2 separate regions of the Homo sapiens genome follow, and region 1 is linked to region 2. A link is a contact called in ENCODE Hi-C or POLR2A ChIA-PET data. All regions are on one chromosome and are shown on one strand. Each heading gives the region's core, a stretch centred on a gene start or an enhancer-like site at or near the end of the contact. The rest is flanking DNA. Distances are from core to core; before and after follow the strand shown. Region 1 holds the start of TACC2 (transforming acidic coiled-coil containing protein 2). Region 2 holds the start of BAG3 (BAG cochaperone 3).

Region 1 (6,935 bases), core at 3,892-6,391, 2.3 Mb before region 2:
CAACCATAAAAGAAGAAAAAAACAAGGCATAAAATTAGCAGTGCTTCTAGTAAATAGGGACAGGTCATCACCAGCCTCAGCTGACAGTATCAAGCAGTCCTTTTCAAACATGTCAATATGCCTCCTTTAGAAAGGGAGAATGAGCAGTTAGTTAGGCGAGTTCTAAACAGCATGTCACCTACAGTTTCATCAGTAGCCAGGGAATTAAAGATGCAATCATACAATGGGAAACGAAGCGGCTGGAGAAAGGGTGAGGAGCTCTTTATATACCGTCACTGAAAACTCTCCAAGATACATCAAGTGAAAAATATTAAGATACAGAACAGTGTGTATGATATACTATTGTTTATGTAAAGAAAAAAGAAAGGGGCTGGGTGTGGTGGCTTACGTCTATATAATCTCAGCACTTGGGGAGGCCAAAGAGGGCAAATCACTTGAGCTCAGGAGTTTGAGAACAGCCTGGGCAACACAGAGGGACCTTGTAGAGTCTACTAAAAGTACAACAAAAAAATTAGGCAGGCATGGTGGCGCACGCCTGTAGTCCCACATACTTGGGATACTGAGGTGGGAGTATCGCTTGAGCCAGGGCGGTTGAGGTTGCGGTGAGCTGTGATGGTGCCACTGCACTGTAGCCTGGGTGACAAATTGAGAACCTGTCTCCAAAACAAACAAACAAAAAACAAAAAACAAACAAACAAAAGCCCCGAAAGGAGGATATACATTTATGTGTAAATACTACATTATAAAGGCAATGATCTAAACCTAACCATACAATGTGCTACATTATAATATATAAATAATTCTTTCTGGAAACTCACATAAGAAACTAGTGACAGTGGGTGGACTCGGGAGCAGGGAAAGAGGAAGACTTCCCTCTCATATTTCTTTTCTAGTCTAGGGATTTTATCTCATGTGAATGTATAATTTTTCAGAGAAAATTTAAAAGGTAATCTAATTTTCATCGGAAATATTTAATTTTCAAAATTATTCTAGTATTCAGAGTGCAAATTCAAGTGACTACAACTCCTTTTTTTCACACATTTAAAAGTTAGTTGAGTTGTCTTCCTTAAGAAGACTGAGTTTTATAATAACTAAAATGCTGTAATACCAAAGGACCTCCCAGAGAGTTTTGTTTTGTTTGTTTGTTGTTGAGGCAGGGGTCTTGCAACATTGCCCAGTCTGTTCTTGAACTCTTGGCTCAAGGGATCCTTCCGCCTTGGCCTCCCAAAGTGCTGGGATTACAGGTGTGAGCTACCATGCCTAGCTTCCCAGAGAGTTTTGAATGAGGGTTCTGAAGGCTGGATGCTAAGTCTCGATTCAGCTATTTTTTCTTTCTTTTTTTTTTTTTTTAGAGACAGTCTCACTCTGTTGCCCAGGCTGGAGTGCAGTGGCACGATCTTGGCTCACTGCAACCTCTGCCTCCCAGGTTCTAGCAATTCTCCTGCCTCAGCCTCTGGAGTAGCTGGGACTACAGGTGCCCACTGCCACGCCTGGCTAATTTTTTGTATTTTAGTAGAGACGGGGTTTCGCCGTGTTGCCCAGGCTGGTCTCAAACTCCTGAGCTCAGGCAATCCACCCTCCTTGGCCTCCTAAAATGCTAGGATTACAGGCGTAAGCCACCATGCCCAACCAATTCACCTATTTTCTAGCAGTGACTTGGATCAATTGCCCAAGCACTAAGCACTTCCATTTCATCAGGCAGAAAAAGAGAATGATCCCACACTCCACCTTCTTCATAGGCCCAGCATGACTTAATCATGATGATGTACATAAAAGCCCTCCAAAAATGGAAAATCCCTATTCTAGAACTGAGTTGTTCTGTGCAATTACATTTTATAACTTTTCTTGAAGTTCTTGTGTAATTCTGCACTCAAATAACTTAAGTCAAATTTTCCTGTTGGAAAAAGCATTAAAGTAAAGGGGCCCCTACATAAAACCATGTGGCGTGTTTTCACATTAGCACTTTTTCGGCTCTTAAAACCTTCAGGTTTTTCACTTTCTCAGCATCACCTCTCTTGTGTACAAACTGCTTTCTTCCAAAAGAACAGCCTGGCATATCAGGGTGGGCTGTTCTGGGCCTTCTTCACAGCTTTCTACCACTTCTCACTTTTGTTCCCAGTTTATTGATCTGGGAACAGTTTTTTAGTACTCCCACTAGCACCAACACATAAAACGTGGGTGAAATGGTGATGCAGTTTGGCTGTGTCCCCACCCGGATCTCATCTTAAATTCCCACTTGTTGCAGGAAGGACCTGGTGGGAGGTAATTGAATCATGGGGGCAGGTCTTTCCCATGTTGTTCTCATGATAGTGAATAAGTCTCACGAAATCTGATGATTTTATAAGGGGAGTTTCCCTGCACAAGCTCTTTCTTTGCCTGCTGTCATCCATGTAAGATGTGACTTGCTCCTCCTTGCCTCCTGCCATGATTATGAGGCCTCCCCAGCCACACGGAACTGTGAGTCCATTAAACCTTCTTCCTGTGTAAATTGCCCATCTTGGGCATGTCTTTATCGGCAGCATGAAAATGGACTAATGCAAATGGCTTTGAGATATAAAAAAGTTTTAAATTACACTAAAGTCACAAGTCAGAGTTCCAATGTCTGTAAACAACAGTGCAGTTCCCATGATCCTGATGAAAACCTGCAGACATCTCTGTATACCGGCTGAGATGGTGCCACCATACAGCAACAGTGTGAGTGCAGTTTCTATCATTCACTCAGCTGCTCAGCTTTGAAATGATTCTTGACCAAAACATTCATTCATTAATTAGCAAAAAAGACTTATTTTTAATTTGAGATGTGAACTATTTCAAAACTTGCTCATAAAGTCAGGTTTGATTAATGTTATTTTATTTCATATTAGTTCCTATTTGCCCAGTTGAAATACACGTAAACACAACCTTGCTGAAAATCACTAGCATGTGGCGGACAGCGCAAAGAAAACAAAACATTTCCCAGGCAATGCTTAGAGCTCCTGATTATTTAAAAGCTCTGAGGGGAAAATAAATTTAAAGTAATGTTTGAAATGACAGTAAACAGGTGGATTTATAAAAATAAAAATATACAATGTTTAAGGTTCATTTATCTCCATACATAAAATAAATAAATAAAAGCCCTCTCTTTACTGAAGAAGACAGAACACACAAATGCAACTCCTTTCCTTTAAGAGACTTCATTAAAATGATAACAAAGGCATTTTTAAAAACAAGTAGGTCCAGATGAGGCGTAGTGGCTCATACCTGTAATTCCAGTACTTTGGGAGGCTGAGACAGGTGGATCACTTGAGGTCAGGAGTTTGAAACCAGCCTGGCCAATATGGCAAAATCATCTCTACTAAAAATACAAAAATTAGCTGGGCGTGGTGGCAGGTGCCTGTAATCCCAGCTACTCAGGGGGCTGAGGCAGGAGAATCGAGTGAACCTGGGAGGCAGAGGTTGCAGTGAGCCGAGAAGGCAACACTACACTCCAGCCTGGGTAACACAGCGAGTCCCTGTCTCAAAAACAAACAAACAAACAACAACAACAAAAAAACAGGTATGTCCAGACAATAATGTAATAATGTGGCAAACTGGAGAAGGCACATTAGCTGATGAGAGCTTTCTCCATGGTTGTGGGTAATGGAAAGCAGTGACGGCCTGGTAGTTGAGGAATTAGGGCAGAGGGGCATTAGACTAGAGTAGAAGGGGCTCCAGCCAAACAAGACTCTGCAGACCCTGGAGAGGGTCTGAAACACCAGGAACAATGGTGGGAACGTACTTGGGCAGAAAATTAAAAATAAGTGTCAATGGAATCTACCCTTTGCCCTGCCTGGCCCCGTGCCATAAGACAAAAACAAAATTGAAAACGAAAGCAAAACCTTTCCTATATCCTGATATTTAAAATTCTGGCAGTGTTTGGTGGCTCATACCTATAATCCCAGCACTTTGGGAGGCTGAGGCAGGAGGATCACTTGAGCCTAGGGGTTTGAGACCAGCCTGGCCAACACGGCGAGACCCCCATCTCTATAAAAAATAAAAAATATTAGCTGAATTTAGTGGCATGCACCTGTAGTTCCAACTACTTGAGAGGATTGCTCCTGGTGGGAGGATTGCGTTAGCCCGGGAGGTCGAGGCTGCAATGAACCATCATTATGCCACTGCACTCCAGCCTGGGCAGTAGAGCAAGACCCTGTCTAAAAAAAAAAATCCACAGAAGGTTGAAGGTAAATTTAATAAAATATCTCAAAAAACAGAATTAAAGAAATATTTAAAATATGAAAAAATATTAAAGGTCTGGAGAATCAAACTGTGAGGTCCCTATCTAAGTGACGGGAGATGCAGACATGACACAGAAAAGTAGAAGGAAGAAAGTGTCGAGGTGGTAACATAAAAATATTTCCCATGCTGCACATGCTGGCATGTGCTTGTGGTACCAGCTGCTTGGGAAGCTGAGGCAGGAGAATCACTTGAGCCCAGTAGTTCTGGGCTACAGTGAGCCATGATCATGCCACCGCACTCTGGCTTGGATGACAGAGTAAGAACCTATCTCTAAAAACATAAAAAAAAAAAATAAAATTAATTTAAAAAATAAAAATAAATCATAATTTTTTCCAAAGTTGAAAGACGCAAAAGGGCTCTCACTAGGTGCCTAGCACAGTAGATGAAAATACCTCATACAGTTCTGTGAGTTGGCTGGGCTCAGCCAGGCAGTTCTCACCTTGAGTGATGGTGCTCCCCAGCCACTGAACCTAAGAAGATAGGGTTTTCCTACCCTGTATTTTCAAGTAATGGGAATCAGAGCCAACTTCATTTTCCAGCCCTCTCCTCCTTACTTACCGCACTCCAGCTGTTACCAGTAGGGAATCTGATGTGTCTGCAGCAGCAACTCTATTCTTCCCTCCTCAGAGGAAAAAATTCGCCCAAGGGGCATAAGGTAGAGTAAGAAACCAAGATAACTTTTAGAGCAGGAGTGAAAGTTTTTAAAAAAGTTTTAGAGAGGAATGAAAGGAAGTAAAGTATACTTGGAAGAGGACCAAGCGGGTGACTTGAGAAATCCCAGTGCACTGTACAACCCTTAATGTGGGGTTTTATATGTTGGCACGGTTCTGGGATTTGCGTTTCTTCTCTCCTGATCCTTCCCTTGGAGCAGGCTGTCCACTTATGCAGTGGTCTGCCAGCACTTGGGAGTGGCCGCACTCACAGTGTGTTTACTGAAGTTGTGCGCGTGCTCATTTGAGGCATTTTTCCCTTGCCAGTCGAGAATTCCTAGAGGAAGGTCATATATTAGTTAAACTCTGACATTTTGCCCCTTAGGGCCCATGCTTGAGCCCACTTGCCCAACTCCTGAGATCTTATCAGGAAGCGGCTGACACTAGCTTCAGGTGTTTTCTATCTATTGGGAGCCGGCCTTTCCCTGGTGCTGGCTGCAACCAATGATGATTTTAGAGAAACAGTGTAACAACCACCTGACCATCACATGATGGTCGCCTGACATTCCTGGTTGGGGGTGGGGGTGGAATGCCCTCTGCTGCCCTTCTCATGTTCCCCTAGCTACCTACTCTAACACAGGTATGTATGCCTTTCTGAACTTTCTTGAATGTGTCAGACTTATTTTAACCCCAAAGACTTTTTTTTGCTATTGCCTTTGACTACAATATGACTTCCCTGTATTTTTGCATGACACATTACTCCTCACAATTCAAGTCACATCTCAAATGTCACCTCCTCAGGAAAGATGTTGTGCTGCTCATCACACCTAAAATAGCAACTTTCAGGTCGGGCACAGTGACTCATGCCTGTGATCCCAGCACTTTGGGAGGCCGAGGTGGGTGGATTACTTGAGGTTAGGAGTTCAAGACCAGCCTGGCGAACATGGTAAAACCCCCTCTCTACTAAAAAGACAAAAATTAGCCGGGCGTGGTGGCAGGTGCCTGCTATCCCAGCTATTTAGGAGGCTAAGGCAGGAGAACTGCCTGAACCCAGAGGTGGAGGTTGCAGTGAGCCAAGATCGCACCACTGCACTCCAGCCTGGGTGACAGAGTGAGACTCTATCTGGAGGGAAAGAAAAAATGCAACTTCTATTCTCCACCTATCCCTTTAGCCTATTTAAATTCTTCATAGCACTTACAATGACCAAATCCTTTTTTTTTCTTTTCTTTATTATCTGTCTCCTCCATGAGAGTAGGGACTTTGTCTTATTCATCATTATACAGATGGTTCTGGAGCCACCCAACAAGTTCTTCTTCCCCACTGCACAGACAAAAATCAATTCACTGAGACCATGGCATTGCAATAGAGAAAGAGTTTAACTGCCGCGAGGCTGAGCCCACGTGGGAGAACTGGAGTTATCCCTCAGATCAGTCTCCCTGTAGGCTCGGAACAAGGGTTTTTATGGACAATTTGGTTGTCAGGGGGTAGGGGGATAGTGCCGCTGATTGGTTGGGGATGAAATCATACCGGTGTGGAAAGCAGTCCTCATGCACTGAGTCTGCCTCTGGGTGGGGCCCCAGGACCTGTTGAGTCATGAGTCATGAGTCTGAGTGAGGTCAGTCTGAAAAACATCTTAAAAAACTCAATCTTGGCTGGGCGCGGTGGCTCACGCCTGTAATCCCAGCACTTTGGGAGGCCCAGGTGGGTGGATCACAAGATCAGGAGTTCGAGACCAGCCTGGCCAAGATGGTGAAACCCCGTCTCTACTAAAAATACAAAAACAAACAAACAAACAAACACCCCAATCTTAAGTTCTACAATAGTGATGTTACTTACAGGAGCAATTGGGAAAGTCACAGATCTTGTGAACTCTGGCCACATGACCCCTGGGCATTAAGGGACTATAGAAACTATGCCTACATTTTAGCAGAGTTCTGCCTTCTCCCATTATCCTATTCCTGTGGCCTTTCATTAGTCTTACAAAGGCGATTTTGGTCCCTGAGAAAGGAGGGGGTTAGTTTTAGGGA
Region 2 (6,092 bases), core at 272-2,771:
ATTGAAAGAATAGTATAACTAACTCTGATTTTTGAAAATTAACACACTCATTCCAAATTTACATTTTCAAATTTCATGCTCTTGGGGATTAAGAAGTATATATCCTTGCATGTATGTAAATGAGACATACTTCTGCTGTATTCACAAGAGTATCATTAGTCAGTTATTTGTGTACTGGTAACAAATCCTAAGTATTTTAATACCATAACAAGGCAGGAAGCGAATGCCATTATAAATATACACGTATCATTCTCTTTCTCTCCAGTGTGAGGCAATGTGGTAAGGCAATGGCCAACTGTAAGACAGTCTCAGATCTCTAGTCTAGATCTCTAGAAACTGCTGGGGAGAAGCACACCCTGTTTTTTATTTTACAAATCATACTAGGATACGTTCATATTGAAAGCACTTTCAAACAATAATACAATTTTAATTTAAAATACACACACACACATATATATATGAATGTTTTGACACCAGCCTCCAGAGTCATTGGGTGCCTAACATGGGACAGTAGCCAAGATACCCCTCAACCAAGTTGGAGAACTTGAGCGGTAAAATTCCCCCCAAAACCACCATCCAAGCTTGCGAGTGTCCCCCTCGAGTCCGCGGTCAGCAGGGTGCGCCGCGGGTCCCGGGCCCGGAGGCCGAGCGGGCAGCAGGGGCCACGGTGGGCCGGGGCCTCCGGAGCTGACCAGGCCGGCCGCCCCTCTCCCAGCCCTAGAGCGCGAGGCCAGCGCTGGACACCCGGCCTTCCGCCCTGGAGTCGAGCCGTGGACGGCACCGGAGCCACTGCGGGGTCGCTTCCCGGGCCACCGAATCCCGGGGCCTCCTTTCGCCCCGACGCCTGTCAAGGGCGGGTCCGGAGCGGGGACTCGTCCGGGCGCAGCGGGAGTGTGTGGCGGGGCGCGGAGCCGGTGTCCGCCCGCGAGGGGCCTTCGCCGACCCCCGGGCCCCGCCGCCTCGCGTCCCCCCGGCCCAGCCCACTCCCCGCCGCCTGCCGTCGAGGTGGCGCCACCGACCAGGGCGGGCCGCGGGCCCGGCTCACCTTGGGGCCCTCAGAGGGCACGCGCGGGTCGTTCCACGTAGTGGTGCGGCTGTTGTGGTCCACGAAGAAGGGCCAGCCGGTCTGCGGGTCGATCTTGATCTCCCATCCGGGGGGCAAAGGGTCGCGGTCACCGTTGCCGGACGCCACCTGCATCATGGGCGAGTGGGTGGCGGCGCTCATGCTGGGTTGGGGTCTGCCCGCTGGGGCGCGGGTGCGGGGCGCTGGCTCCGGGCGCCGAGTCTCTGGCCGGGCCGCCGCCGTGGGCCCCTCTCCGCCGCCGACGTGTCCGGGAAGCCGGCGCCGGGCACCTTTATGAATTAAAGGCGGGGGTGACGTGGCCAGAGAGGGGTGGAAGTGTCTGGAAATAGCCTCCTCGCTGCCAGAGGGGAAGGAGGAGATAAAGGGAGGTAGCAACTGGCCGGCTAGAAACTTCTGGTCCAGTCCAGAGAAGTTGGCCGCGGCCCGGGGTTGGATGCGGAGCTCCGCCCTGAGTCATCGGCTATAATCGCGGCGGGCGGGGCAGAGGAGCGGGGGCGGGGCCTCGGCCCGCTCGCCCCTCCCCCACCTCCTCCCGCCCCTCCCCCTTCCGACTCGTGCGCGTGCCCGGGCCGGAGTCGCCGCGGGCGGGCGCGGGCGCGGCTTCGGGGTCCGCCTGCGGGTGGGAAGCCGGACGAGCTGGACTGGGGCCGTCCTCCGTGCGCCCCGGGCGGGTTTCGGCTTTCATAGTCGCTCTCTCCCTCTCCTTTGCGCCGAGTGAGTGTTCCCGGGGCCGGAGCCCGTGCTCCCCGTGCCTGCCGCCCGTCCTTCCTGTACAAACAAAACCATCTCGCCCACCTCCACCCCCTCCCCCATATATGATAGCCGAGGACCCTGAGGGCTGTCCGGGAGGAGCGCGGGGACTCTCATCTGACACCGGAAGGAAGCCAGGGAGAAAATGGAAGTCAGTGCAAACTCACCTGCCTTCCTTTGGAAACTTCAAGAAAAAAAGAGATTGTATCAACTGATGGCTTTTAGTCTCCTAGACTAAAAAGAAAGTTTCGTTGCAGCTTTAAAGATAAATCACATTTTCTTGGGTCTGGATCTTTTTTATGGTAGAGATTGGTTCTTGCTATCTTATATCTTGACCCTGATTTGGGAAGTAAAGACCGAATAACCATGACATTTTTTGTTTGGTTTATTCAATTGCACTTGTAACCTGTCAAAGGAGAAAATTACAACACATTTAAAGATCTTTTTTGTTGTTGTTGTTGTTGATTTTCATTTTTTAACTTTTATTGTTAAAGATCTTATTTGTGATTCTAGAAATTGGGCAACATCTCCATTAAATTAGAATAAGTGCTCCCATGAGCTGAGCAGAAGAGGTTGGTTTTATAGACAGAGAAGGGCTGAAGAAAGCAGAAACAAAGAACCAAGACTGGATTGGTTGTTTCAAAATTACTTTCCTTGTAAGGAGGGGACAGAGAGACAGAATCATAGAAAAATAACTGATGAGGGCTTGCCACCATGGCTCATGCCTATAATGCCAGCACTTTGGAAAGTCAAGACTGGAGGACCTCTTGAGTCCAGGAGTTTGAGACCAGCCTGGACAACACAGTAAGACCCCCATCTCTGCATAAACAAAAAATAAGCCAGGTGCAGTGGCTTATGCCTGTAGTCCCAGCTACTCAGGAGGCTGAGGTGGGAGGCTCATTTGAGCCCAGGAGTTTGAAGCTGCCATGAGCTATGATTTTGCTCTTCATGCCAACCTAAGCGACAGAGCAAGACCCTATCTCTTTAAAAGAAAGAGAGAGAAAGAAAGAGAGAAATGATTGAGAGAAATGTAACATCAGGTTACATACTTCAGATTACTGTACAGTTGACCCTTAACATGGGTTTGAATTGAGCAGGTCCACTTGTACATGGATTTTTTTTCAATAAAAGTTACACCGATGTGCTTGCCTCTCCAGTCTCCCCTTCCACCTCCTCCACCTCTTCTGTCTCTGCCACCCCTTGACAGGAGAATCAACCCTTCCTCTTCCTTCCCCTCCTCAGCCTCCACGTGAAGATAATGAGGATGATGACGTTTATGATGATCACGTCCACTAAATGAGTAGTAAGTGTACTACTCTTCCTTATGTAAATGTAAAATCTCTTCCTTATGATTTTCTTAACATGTTCTTTTCTCTAGCTTACTTTATTGCACGAATACATATAATACATATACAACATATGTGTTAATTGACTGTTCATGTTATTGGCAAGGCTTTCCGTCAAGAGTAGGCTATTGGTAGTTTTGGGAGATTCAAAGTATGCAGGGGCGGGGCATGGTGGCTCACGCCTGTAATCCCAGCACTTTGGGAGGCCAAGCGGCGGATCACTTGAGATCAGAAATTTGAGACCAGCCTGGCCAACATGGTGAAACCCCAACTCTACTAAAAATACAAAAATTAGCTGGACGTGTGGCACATGCCTGTAATCCAGCTACTCGGGAGGCCGAGGCAGAACTGCTTGAACCCAGGAGGCGGAGGTTGCAGTGAGCCAAGATCATGCCACTGCACTCCAGCCTGGGCGACAGAGCCAGACTCCAGTTCAAAAACAAACAAACAAAAAAGTATGCAGGGATTTTCTTTTTTCCTTTCTTTTCTTATTTTATTTATTTTATTTATTTATTTTTTTGAGACAGGTTCTTGCTCTCTCTCCCAGACTGGAGTGCAGTGGGGCAATCTCAGCTCACTGTAACCTCTGCCTCCTGGGTTCAAGCGATTGTCCTGCCTCAGCCTCTTGAGTAGCTGGGATTACAGGTGTGCACCACCATGCCTGGCTAATTTTTGTATTTTTAGTAGAGACAGGGTTTTGCCATGTTGGCCAGGCTGGTCTCAAACTCCTGGTCTCAAGTGATCCACTCGTCTCCGTCTCCCAAAGTGCTGGGATTACAAGCATGAGCCACCTCGCCCAGCTTTGCAGGGATTTTCGACTGCACGGAGTTGGTGCCCCCAGCCACCTCCTGTCACTCCCCAACCCTCACCCCTCATTCGAAAGTAGCCTGTTTGGGAAATTAGACTATCACCTCTCCTGATTTCTCAGAAAGTCAGATAACAACTTGGTTTTGGTTTGGTGATGTGGAACTTTAGCATGAGTGACTCCTTTCTGATTTTTCGTCGGGTTTGTTAAGGCCAAATGCAGGAGCTTAGTCCAAAACAGTGACCTCTTATAACTTTTATTTAACAAACGTCAATGAGCACCCCAATTCCCCTGGGAAAGAGAGACTGTGTTCCAGAAAGAGAGAATGTTTGGGAGGTGACATTTTAGATCTTTAGACATACTGACTCATTCCCTTCCCCAGAAACGCTTTGAACTAATATTGGGCCTAGTTTTCAATTCGGAATCAGAGAATATCCTCGAACCCCAGTCAATACCTCTGCCCCTTCCTGCCCTCAGCTTACTCCTTCTGGAGAAAATGCCAGAGAGGCCTGCCTATCATTTCCAATGGAATGATTCTCACTTGTAAAAGTATGCTTATCCGCTTTGGAGTCCAGTAACTCCAGTGATGATCAGGCCCCAGGGACTGATGCAGGTCACCAAACATGTTAGAGACAGGTGTATAAACCCGAATGTCAGTGCACTAGTTTCCCATAGGAAATATTACTGTTGAAGGAACTAGACCCCCAAATTCACTAGTCAGTGTCTGCCTTATGCTTCCTTATGTCTGCAGCCCTGAACCCAGAGTCCATATTCAATAAATGTTGATGTTTATCGAAGATTGAATCCAGAGTGAAATTTTATTTCTATCTTCTTCCTTGCTCAATTTGCTTTCCACTACAGTTTAAGTAACTACAGTTTAAATAAACACAGAGGCTGGGTGTGGTGGTTCATGCCTGTAATCCCAGCACTTTGGGAGGCAGAGGTGGGGGGGATCACTTGAGGTCAGGAGTTTGAGACCAGCCTGGCCAACATAGTGAAACCCCGTCTCTACTAAAAATACAAAAATTAGTCGGGCATGATGGTGGGTGCCTGTAATCCCAGGTACTTGGGAGGCTGAGGCAGGAGAATCGCTGGAACCCGGGGAGCGGAGTTTGCAGTGAGCTGAGATCACGCCACTGCACTTCAGCCTGCGCAACAGAGGAAGACTCTGTCTCAATAAACAAACAAATACTGAAAGTGGTGTTGGCCATTTTTCCCCTGAAAGAAGCAGCAGGGAGGAAGCAGGTTACTCTGGGATTAACATAGCTGCTTCTGACAGTTGCTCTGGAGGCTAAAGCAGCTCCATCCTGGATGCTCATCTGCCATGTTCGTTTCTGATGAACCCGTTCCAGGAATGCCTCTAAGATTTCTATTTTCACATACTTACCCTTCGGTCAAAATAACGTTGGTGTTACTGTAAACACATACTTACTATAAATCCTGCCTGTGGCGAATTCCCTGTGGTATACAAGCCCTGGGACTTCAGGGTAACAGTGCAGGGACCCGCCATCTTGTCTTGCAGCCATCCAGGACATGGCTTGTGTTTGTAAGTCCCTATTAAGTGTTTCTCTCTGAGAAACTGGATTTGTCCACCTCTTTCTTCAGCTTCTCAGTTTCCTCAGCCTTTGAGGGTAGGTGTGCATAGACCTGCTCACCGCAGAAGAGTTATCCTCCGCTAGGGACTTCCGCAGGGTTTGTCTAAAACAGAGACACAAGTCTTGGAGAGCTGGCTGGAAGAAGCTGCTTTGAGCCACGTTGAATACTGAGCATCATGTCTGTCCTCGGTGGCTTTTTCTTTTCTCCAGGCCCTCAGACACTCCCTCTTTAGGCCTCCTGGAGTTCATCTGCCCAGATCAGAAGCTTAAGCATAACCCTAAATTTCTTTTGCCCCTCACCATTTAATTATCCTTTTTTTTTGAGACTTGCTCTGTCACCCAGGCTGGAGTGCAGTGGCGTGATCTCGGCTCACTGCAACTTCCGCCTCCCTGGCTCAGGCGATTCTCCTGCCTCAGCCTACCGAGTAGCTGGGATTATAGGCACCCGCCACCATGCCCAGCTAATTTTTGTATTTTTAGTAGAGACAGGGTTTCACCATGTTGGCCAGGCT

Evidence for each region. A loop is a pair of places that touch in the nucleus more often than their neighbours do. ChIA-PET counts read pairs that join two places held with the same protein, here RNA polymerase II (POLR2A). Pooled maps may share reads with other maps.
Region 1: a map of gastrocnemius medialis shows a loop between it and region 2 (4-fold over the local background). The contact joins the promoter of TACC2 here to the promoter of BAG3 in region 2. A Hi-C loop is called at or near these places in 1 of 168 maps with a recorded cell type or tissue (gastrocnemius medialis) and 1 of 50 pooled maps. POLR2A ChIA-PET finds 5 or more read pairs at or near these places in 1 of 52 experiments (naive thymus-derived CD4-positive, alpha-beta T cell).

The regions. Positions count from the first base shown.
Region 1 is chr10:121,987,369-121,994,303 of GRCh38, reverse strand. TACC2 (transforming acidic coiled-coil containing protein 2) reads right to left here and starts at 5,141. Exons shown (of 23, transcript NM_206862.4): 1 at 4,816-5,141.
Region 2 is chr10:119,646,809-119,652,900 of GRCh38, reverse strand. It overlaps BAG3 (BAG cochaperone 3), which reads right to left and starts at 1,521. Exons shown (of 4, transcript NM_004281.4): 1 at 1,046-1,521. The coding sequence starts at 1,225. RefSeq lists a silencer at 1,469-1,768 and enhancers at 1,969-2,048, 1,429-2,383.